Regions from separate parts of the Homo sapiens genome. Here region 2 is linked to region 1. The links are chromatin contacts, found by Hi-C or POLR2A ChIA-PET in ENCODE. All regions are on one chromosome and are shown on one strand. Each heading gives the region's core, a stretch centred on a gene start or an enhancer-like site at or near the end of the contact. The rest is flanking DNA. Distances are from core to core; before and after follow the strand shown.

What was found. Hi-C counts contacts between places; a loop is a spot of excess contacts on that map. ChIA-PET counts read pairs that join two places held with the same protein, here RNA polymerase II (POLR2A).
Region 2: a map of GM11168 shows a loop between it and region 1 (19-fold over the local background). The contact joins the promoter of CORO1A-AS1 here to the promoter of BOLA2 in region 1. A Hi-C loop is called at or near these places in 2 of 168 maps with a recorded cell type or tissue (GM11168 and K562). POLR2A ChIA-PET finds 5 or more read pairs at or near these places in 1 of 52 experiments (PC-9).

The regions. Positions count from the first base shown.
Region 1 is chr16:29,452,643-29,455,892 of GRCh38, reverse strand. It overlaps BOLA2 (bolA family member 2), which reads left to right and starts at 1,542. Exons shown (of 3, transcript NM_001031827.3): 1 at 1,542-1,702; 2 at 1,780-1,877; 3 at 2,161-2,300. The coding sequence starts at 1,640. The coding sequence ends at 2,260. BOLA2-SMG1P6 (BOLA2-SMG1P6 readthrough) reads left to right here and starts at 929. Exons shown (of 4, transcript NR_135316.1): 1 at 929-1,702; 2 at 1,780-1,877. It overlaps SLX1B (structure-specific endonuclease subunit SLX1B), which reads right to left and starts at 1,360. Exons shown (of 6, transcript NM_024044.5): 1 at 963-1,360; 2 at 444-495; 3 at 8-349. The coding sequence starts at 1,150. It overlaps SLX1B-SULT1A4 (SLX1B-SULT1A4 readthrough (NMD candidate)), which reads right to left and starts at 802. Exons shown (of 11, transcript NR_037609.1): 1 at 444-802; 2 at 8-349. RefSeq lists enhancers at 1-385, 1,126-1,865.
Region 2 is chr16:30,183,538-30,186,823 of GRCh38, reverse strand. It overlaps CORO1A-AS1 (CORO1A antisense RNA 1), which reads left to right and starts at 2,036. Exons shown (of 2, transcript NR_186359.1): 1 at 2,036-2,320; 2 at 3,053-3,286. It overlaps CORO1A (coronin 1A), which reads right to left and starts at 3,222. Exons shown (of 11, transcript NM_007074.4): 1 at 3,099-3,222; 2 at 1,417-1,615; 3 at 104-226; 4 at 1-8. The coding sequence starts at 1,614. RefSeq lists enhancers at 740-889, 777-1,318, 1,319-1,858, 1,859-2,400, 2,401-2,941 and 2 more and silencers at 1,320-1,419, 2,790-2,899, 2,930-3,286.

The DNA of each region.
Region 1 (3,250 bases), core at 293-2,792:
ACCTCACCTGGATGGTCTGGGCGCACAGGGAGCAGCAGGCCCCTGGATCCCCCTGGTCTGGCTCAGGCTCCGCGTCATCAAAGGGACCTGCGCGGCGCCTTGGGGCCGGGGCCTGGGGCGGTGGAGGCCCGAAGGCCAGAGGCACGTGCGGCGGCGGCGGGAGGCAGAGGTCCTGGCGGAGGTCTGGGCGCACCCAGCGCAGCGTGAGCGGGAGGCGAGCCCAGGGCGGTGCGCGCAGCATGTGCGCCAGCACGCGCAGGTGGAAAGCGAAGGCTGTCTCTCCTCGCAGGCGAGGCCCCACGTGCGCCAGGCGGCGCGAGGCGTGCGGGTGCTGCCAAGCCCACTCAAACTGCGGGCGGCGTACAGGGGCATCAGGGCGGCTCGGAGCGAGGGGCGGAACCCAAGCCCTCACCCGGCCGCCGCTGCCCGGTCTCCTTCCTTACCCGAAGGGCGGCCACGGAGGACGGGAAGCCGTGCACGACGAGCACCATCTCCCTGAGGAGGAGAACCGTGATGTCCCTGTCGCAGCCCAGCGCCTCAGCCGCGGGTCCCCTCCAATCCCACCCGAGAGCGGGGTCCTCATTCCCGGCTTCAGCCGAGAAGTGCAGCCCTCTGCACCTGCCCACCTCAGGCCCTGCCTCCAGCCCAGGTACCCACCTGTCCCACCTCCTCTCTCTCCTGCATTCCACCCGACCCCAGCGTGCCCACCAAGAGCCCTATGCTGGAACCCAGCCTGGATCATCACCCCCGCCCCAGCTAGCTCCTTCCCTGAGTTCCGCCGCGGAGATGCCCCGGGCACCGCCTCCCCGTCACGCTCCTCCCCTGCGACAGGCCCCGTCCCCACCACAGACGCCCCGCCTCTGTCACAGTCCTGGCCGGTCCTTCTCAACAGGCCTGTGCCCCGCGGGGTCCGCCTCCTCTGGGACGCCTTCCTCCCGGCACAGAAGGCCTCCCCCTCTCACCAGGGCCCTCGCCCGCTGGTCCGCCAGGCCCCGCCTTTTTTGCGGCCCCCATTGTGCTGCTGGACCCGACGAGCAGTGTTGACAGTGAACCCCACGTAGACGCGGCCCCGGTACCGGGGGTTCAGGCAGTAGAGCAGGTAGACGCCGAAAAAGCGCCCTGGCCTCGCCGCGACCCCCGCGGGACCCATCGGGCCTTGGGGTTCGGGAACCACAGCAGGGGGTTGATTGCCGTGACCTAGGGTCCAGGGGAGGGCTGGATCGCTAGGGCTGCAGGGTGCTTGCTTCGGAACAAGCTCTCGGGGACTATCCGGAGGCAGCCTGCAGGAAGCCGTAGCGCCGGTACGTGCCCCTCTCCTGTCTGGAGGCGGGTGTAGAAGTCCGACCGCGGAAGCCAGACTGCTGTCCAGTCGGCGAGCGCGTACCATTCAGCATCGGCTCCGCCCGAGTCCCACCTTCCTCAGGCTCTGATTGGCTGACACATGGCAAGCGCGAAAAGCCTGGACCGCTGGAAAGCCCGGCTGCTTGAGGGCGGAAGTACTGCGTTGACGTACGCCTTAGTAAGGGCGGAAGTGAGTTTTCCAGCGGAAGTGGCTCCTGTAAGGCAGCAAGGTAGCGTGGCCGGCGCCCGAGCTGGGGTTGTGTCCCTGCTGGGCTGCCGTTCCAGCTGGACTGCCGCCATGGAACTCAGCGCCGAATACCTCCGCGAGAAGCTGCAGCGGGACCTGGAGGCGGAGCATGTGGTGAGTTGAGCCGCCGGACAAGGGGAAAAGAGCTCGGGGGGCGGGTTCGGCACCATTCATATTCTTCCGCTCGGTAGGAGGTGGAGGACACGACCCTCAACCGTTGCTCCTGTAGCTTCCGAGTCCTGGTGGTGTCGGCCAAGTTCGAGGGGAAACCGCTGCTTCAGAGACACAGGTAAGGCCCTGGGAGCACCTTGCCTAGCTCCTGTACCACAACCCCAGCCACTCCCCCTACCCCTGCAACCTGACTCCCGCACTCCCCCTGGCGTGGCTCAGGGACCTTGAGGATCCCGCCTTCGTGACCCCTGCTTCGAGTATTTCGATGTAGACCCTCTCTCCAAGTACGTGTTCCCACGGCCTGGGGACTACAACCTTGGGGACACCAGTCTCTTGGGTCACCCTAGCCTCGGGGTGTGCGATCACCGCTGGCCTTTTCCTAACCCCATCTCTCGCCCCAGGCTGGTGAACGCGTGCCTAGCAGAAGAGCTCCCGCACATCCATGCCTTTGAACAGAAAACCCTGACCCCAGACCAGTGGGCACGTGAGCGACAGAAATGAGGGACTGGGATCTGCACAGCCATTAAATTATAAATCTGGACCAGCTTCTGTGTCGATGTGTGTGTGGGAGGGGTGCTGAGGCCGAGTCTAGGACCTGGCCTCTCCCTGCCCTGCCTCCGTCCATTGTTTTACCTTGGACACGTCTCTGTCCCCATCTAGGCCTCTATCCCTGCTTGTAAAATGAAAGTTCTACCGTAAAAGTCCCTTCCAGGGTCTACCGAGAAAGCCTTCTCTCTGCAACTCCGTTTAGACATCTAGGAGTCTGTACTGCCACCACCTACCCACCTCCTAGAGAGCTCAGGGTTCCTCCTCTCTGCTAGCCTTCAAGATGCAGAGATGAGAAAGTGATCGGGGTTTCAGGGCCCTGACCAGTTGAACAAACCTCTCCCTGACATTACCGCAGTATCAGAGGCACCATATAGAATTCCACATATTCCTTGCAGGTTCCCCCCGGCCTTCTCAGGCCCAAGAGGGAGTGGTGCCCAGGTAGGGGCTCATCAACTCCTGGAATGCTGATGTTTTCAGACCCACTGGAGAAGGTTCCAGTGGCCCCATAGCCCTGGGCTTAATGTGTCTACAGCTGCCCCCGGAGGACCATGGAGGTTTTAAGAATAGTGGGTGTGGGACGGGGATAGGGGTGAGATTAGAGTAGGAATATAAGGCTGACCTGAGTCAGAAAATTGGGGCAGGTGATGCCCCTGTATCAGTCTTCATAACAGGTTAGTAGGGTTGCTAGGACCTTGTTTGTTTTATTTGTTTTTTGTTGTTTGAGACAGGGTCTTGCTCTGTCGCCCAGGCTGGAGTGCCGTGGCGCCATCTCAGCTCATTGCAACCTCTGCCTCCCAGGTTCAAAAGATTCTTGTGCTTCAGCCTCCTGAGTAGCTGGGATTACAGGGGTGCACCACCATGCCCGGCTAATTTTTGTACTTTTAGTAGAGACAGGGTTTCACCATGTTGGCCAGGCCAGTCTCAAACTCCTGGCCTCAAGTG
Region 2 (3,286 bases), core at 787-3,286, 730 kb before region 1:
TCCCACACCTGCAGAGGAGGGGCCAGTGAGTCTTCAGGACTCCAAATGTCAGATCCCATCCTAGAGCCCCTCTCCCAGCCCCTGGGTCCCCACCACCACTCACCATGACTGTGCAGTCCTCGGAGCCACTGGCAATGACGTTGTCATTGTGCGGGCACCAGGCGATGTCTAGCACAGGGGCTGTGTGGCCACAGACCGTGGGCGCATTCTTGTCCACACGTCCAGTCTAAAGGCACAGCAGGGCCTTGGAGGTGCTTTTGCCTCCCAAACCCAATCCAACCTCCCCACACCTCCTTCAGAGAGGCCCAGAGAGGAAAGCTGTGGTGTCCCTGGGAGCTGGACCAGGGCCTGGGGTGGGGACGGGGGCGGGTTGTTCTTCTCTTGTTCCAGTCCCAAAATGGCCTGGGCAAACCCCAGGAGGGCTGGCCACGCATGGCAGAGGTTGGGGGCCGTGCAAGACCCTGGCAGAGTTCCCGCCGGTCTCTGTCTCAGTCTGTCTCTGCCCTTAGGGTTGGCACCCCCACCCCAGCTTCCCCGAGTGAGGCTTCCATGGGCACAACTGGCCCTGGAGCCAGGACAGGTGTATGGGGGCTGGGGGGGTGGAGGCAGCTCCCCAGAGAGCGAGTGTGAGTGGTGGGGCTGCAGGGGTGGGTCCTCCCAAAAGGAGAGGGGCCAGGGAGCCTGTCCCAACTGGCCCCAGGCAGGAGCAGAGGTTTGGAAATGGCTTCTTCCGGGGACAGCTGCTTCAGCAGGGCTTCCTGTGTGACAGCCATGTGGGGCGCGGGCCCAGCTCTCACCCCGACAACCACTTCCTCTTCTCTTTGCTTCCATCAGCCCTTTTAAGGTAACAACTTGGGGCCCATCTCCCCTTCCTGTCTTACCCCCCAAAGAGCACAGGAGTGTGCTGGGGGTGCGGGGCAGCAGCCAGCCAGCGGAGGGGGCAGCAGGCTCCAGGGGAGGGCAGGGCTGCGGGTGGGGGAGAGCACCTCTTGCATCATCCCTGCCTGCGAGCTGGGGGACAGAGTTGCTAGGTCCTCAGACAGGCCCAGAGCCAGAGTCCCTCCCAACCCTGAGAACGCTGCCAGGGCCCCCAGACCCCATCCCAACCCCCTCTGTGTTTCCATGGGGAGAAAGCCCCAGGCTGAGGCTCAGGAGGGCTGATCATGGGTCTGCAGGACTGTCTGTAGTCCTGGTCACTGGTGTGACCCATCTTGTGTTGGCTCCTTCTGAGCGTCAGTTTCCACACAGCCACAGCACAGAGGAGCTGGAGGAAGTGTAAGGCTCATGGGGCCCAGCTCAGTTTTCCAGATGGCAACACAGGCCCTGGAAGGCCTGGTGACCGTCACCTAATCAGGACCTGCACAGAGCCATGGGTCCGGTGGAGGAGCTGCTCCCCCCAGGGCCCCAGGGGCTCACCTTGCCCAGGGGCAGCACCAGGAAGGCCCCTCCCCCGCTGGCCTCACAGATCAGGGCCACAAACTTAGGGTTGACAGCACAGAAGCCACTGTCCCAGGTGGTCTGTGAGACGCGCACATCTTCATAGCACTGGTCGGCCTTGGCCGGCTGTCCAAACACGTGGCGGAACTTGCTGGAGCGGACCACCTGCCGGCTCATTCTGGGGGCACACAGCATAAGAGCATTTCTCCCTTCAGGTCAACTCTGATCTTCCAGTGGTCCCCACCTCCCCCAGGACACCCCTCAGTCTGGCTTTTAAGGTCCCAGCATCATCTCCAGGGGCTCCCTATTCTTCCCTCTGTGGCTGATGCCTGCTTGCCTTCCCCAGCCTCTCCTTCCCTCTAACCTGCAAGCCCCCTTCTCCCTGGCCCCAGGCCACTCTGAGCCACCCTCTCAATCTGTACCCTCAGCCTCTGCAACAGAGCCTGGCGTGGTGTTGCCCCACTGCATGTTTGTTGACTGACTGGCTGATGGATGCAGAGCCCGTCCTTCCTAATGGTTCAGACTCAGGCGTCATCAGCCCAGATGGCTCCGAGGGTGGGTTCTCTCTTAGTTACCGTGTCCAGAGCCCACCTCCCTCACACCCACACAGCGCTTCCTAAAGGCAGGGACAGGAGCTGGCCTCCCTCGCCTGCTGGCATGGGGCTGGACACAGGAGGAAGTGGCGTGGGGGCTGCCTGAGGGGAGTGAGGCGGCAGGATAGCTTCCCCAGCAGGTCTCTGGCTCAGGTCCAGGTATCTCCTCCTCCCCATACCTCTGCCTCTCGCCTCCGCTCAGAAAAGCAGGTGCCCTTAAGAGCCATCTCCACCCCCATGTAAACTGCACACAGGAAGGGAGAGGCCACTCCGACTGCTCTGAGGTCCAGGTAGGATGGTTTCCCCCAGTGTCTGGGTGGGGAGCAAGGAACTCCAGGGGCGACCTTGTGCCACCGCATCACCTTCCTGCTCAGGGAAGGGGCCTGTGCTGCCGCTTGGAGGGTGCCATGCCCAGAGCCTCTGCCCCTAGCCTCAGCCTCGCCTACTCACTGGGGGCTCCAGCACCCCCGGCCACCCCAGGACTCCCGAAGAGGCTGCTAGGTCGGCCTGCCCAAAGAGCGGTGAGGAGCGTATGTGAAGAGCCCCAGTCTTGAGGAGCAGCCTGTATCTGGAGAGAGGGGAGCCCCGGACCAGAGGTGGGGGACAGGAAGCCATCGCCCCACCCTGCCTCCTCCCCCACCACAGGTACCAGGCCCGGAAACCACGGAAAGGGGAACTTGGTCTTTTCTTGTTTTGCTCTCAACCCCTTCCTGTCTCCAAGCCCAGGGCAGCTGCCCCGCTCACCCCACCCTGCCCTCGTCCCCACCCTCCCCGAGACTCAATTCCGTGGGGAGTCGGGCCCTCGACACTGTGCTGACCCCCGGCCACCCACCTCCATCTTGGCCGCGGTGGTCCCTAGCCCTCGCCTCCGCAGAGCGCTCTGGGGCCCCGGCGGCCCCCACTCCAAGCAGCGTCCCCCCACGGGCTGCTGCGCCCGCTACCTGGCCCCGGCGCTGGCTGGGTCGCGGTGACAGCCGCGCGCCCCCGCAGCCCGCGGCTCCCACGCGCGCGCCGCCCCACAGGTGGCCCTCGCCCCGGCCCACCCGCGCCTCCCAGGCCCAGCCTCACCTGCTGCCGAGAGAGGACAGTGATCCCCCAAAAGCCGGAGGTGGAGGAGGAGGAGGAAGAGGAGGAAGGAGCTGGAGGAGCCGGGGACTCGCCCGCTGAAGATGCTCTTGTCAAGACAATGAATGAGAAGCAGCCGTGCGCCCGCCTCCGGGGTGGCCGCGCCCCTTGGGGCGGAGCTCTTCCAGGCC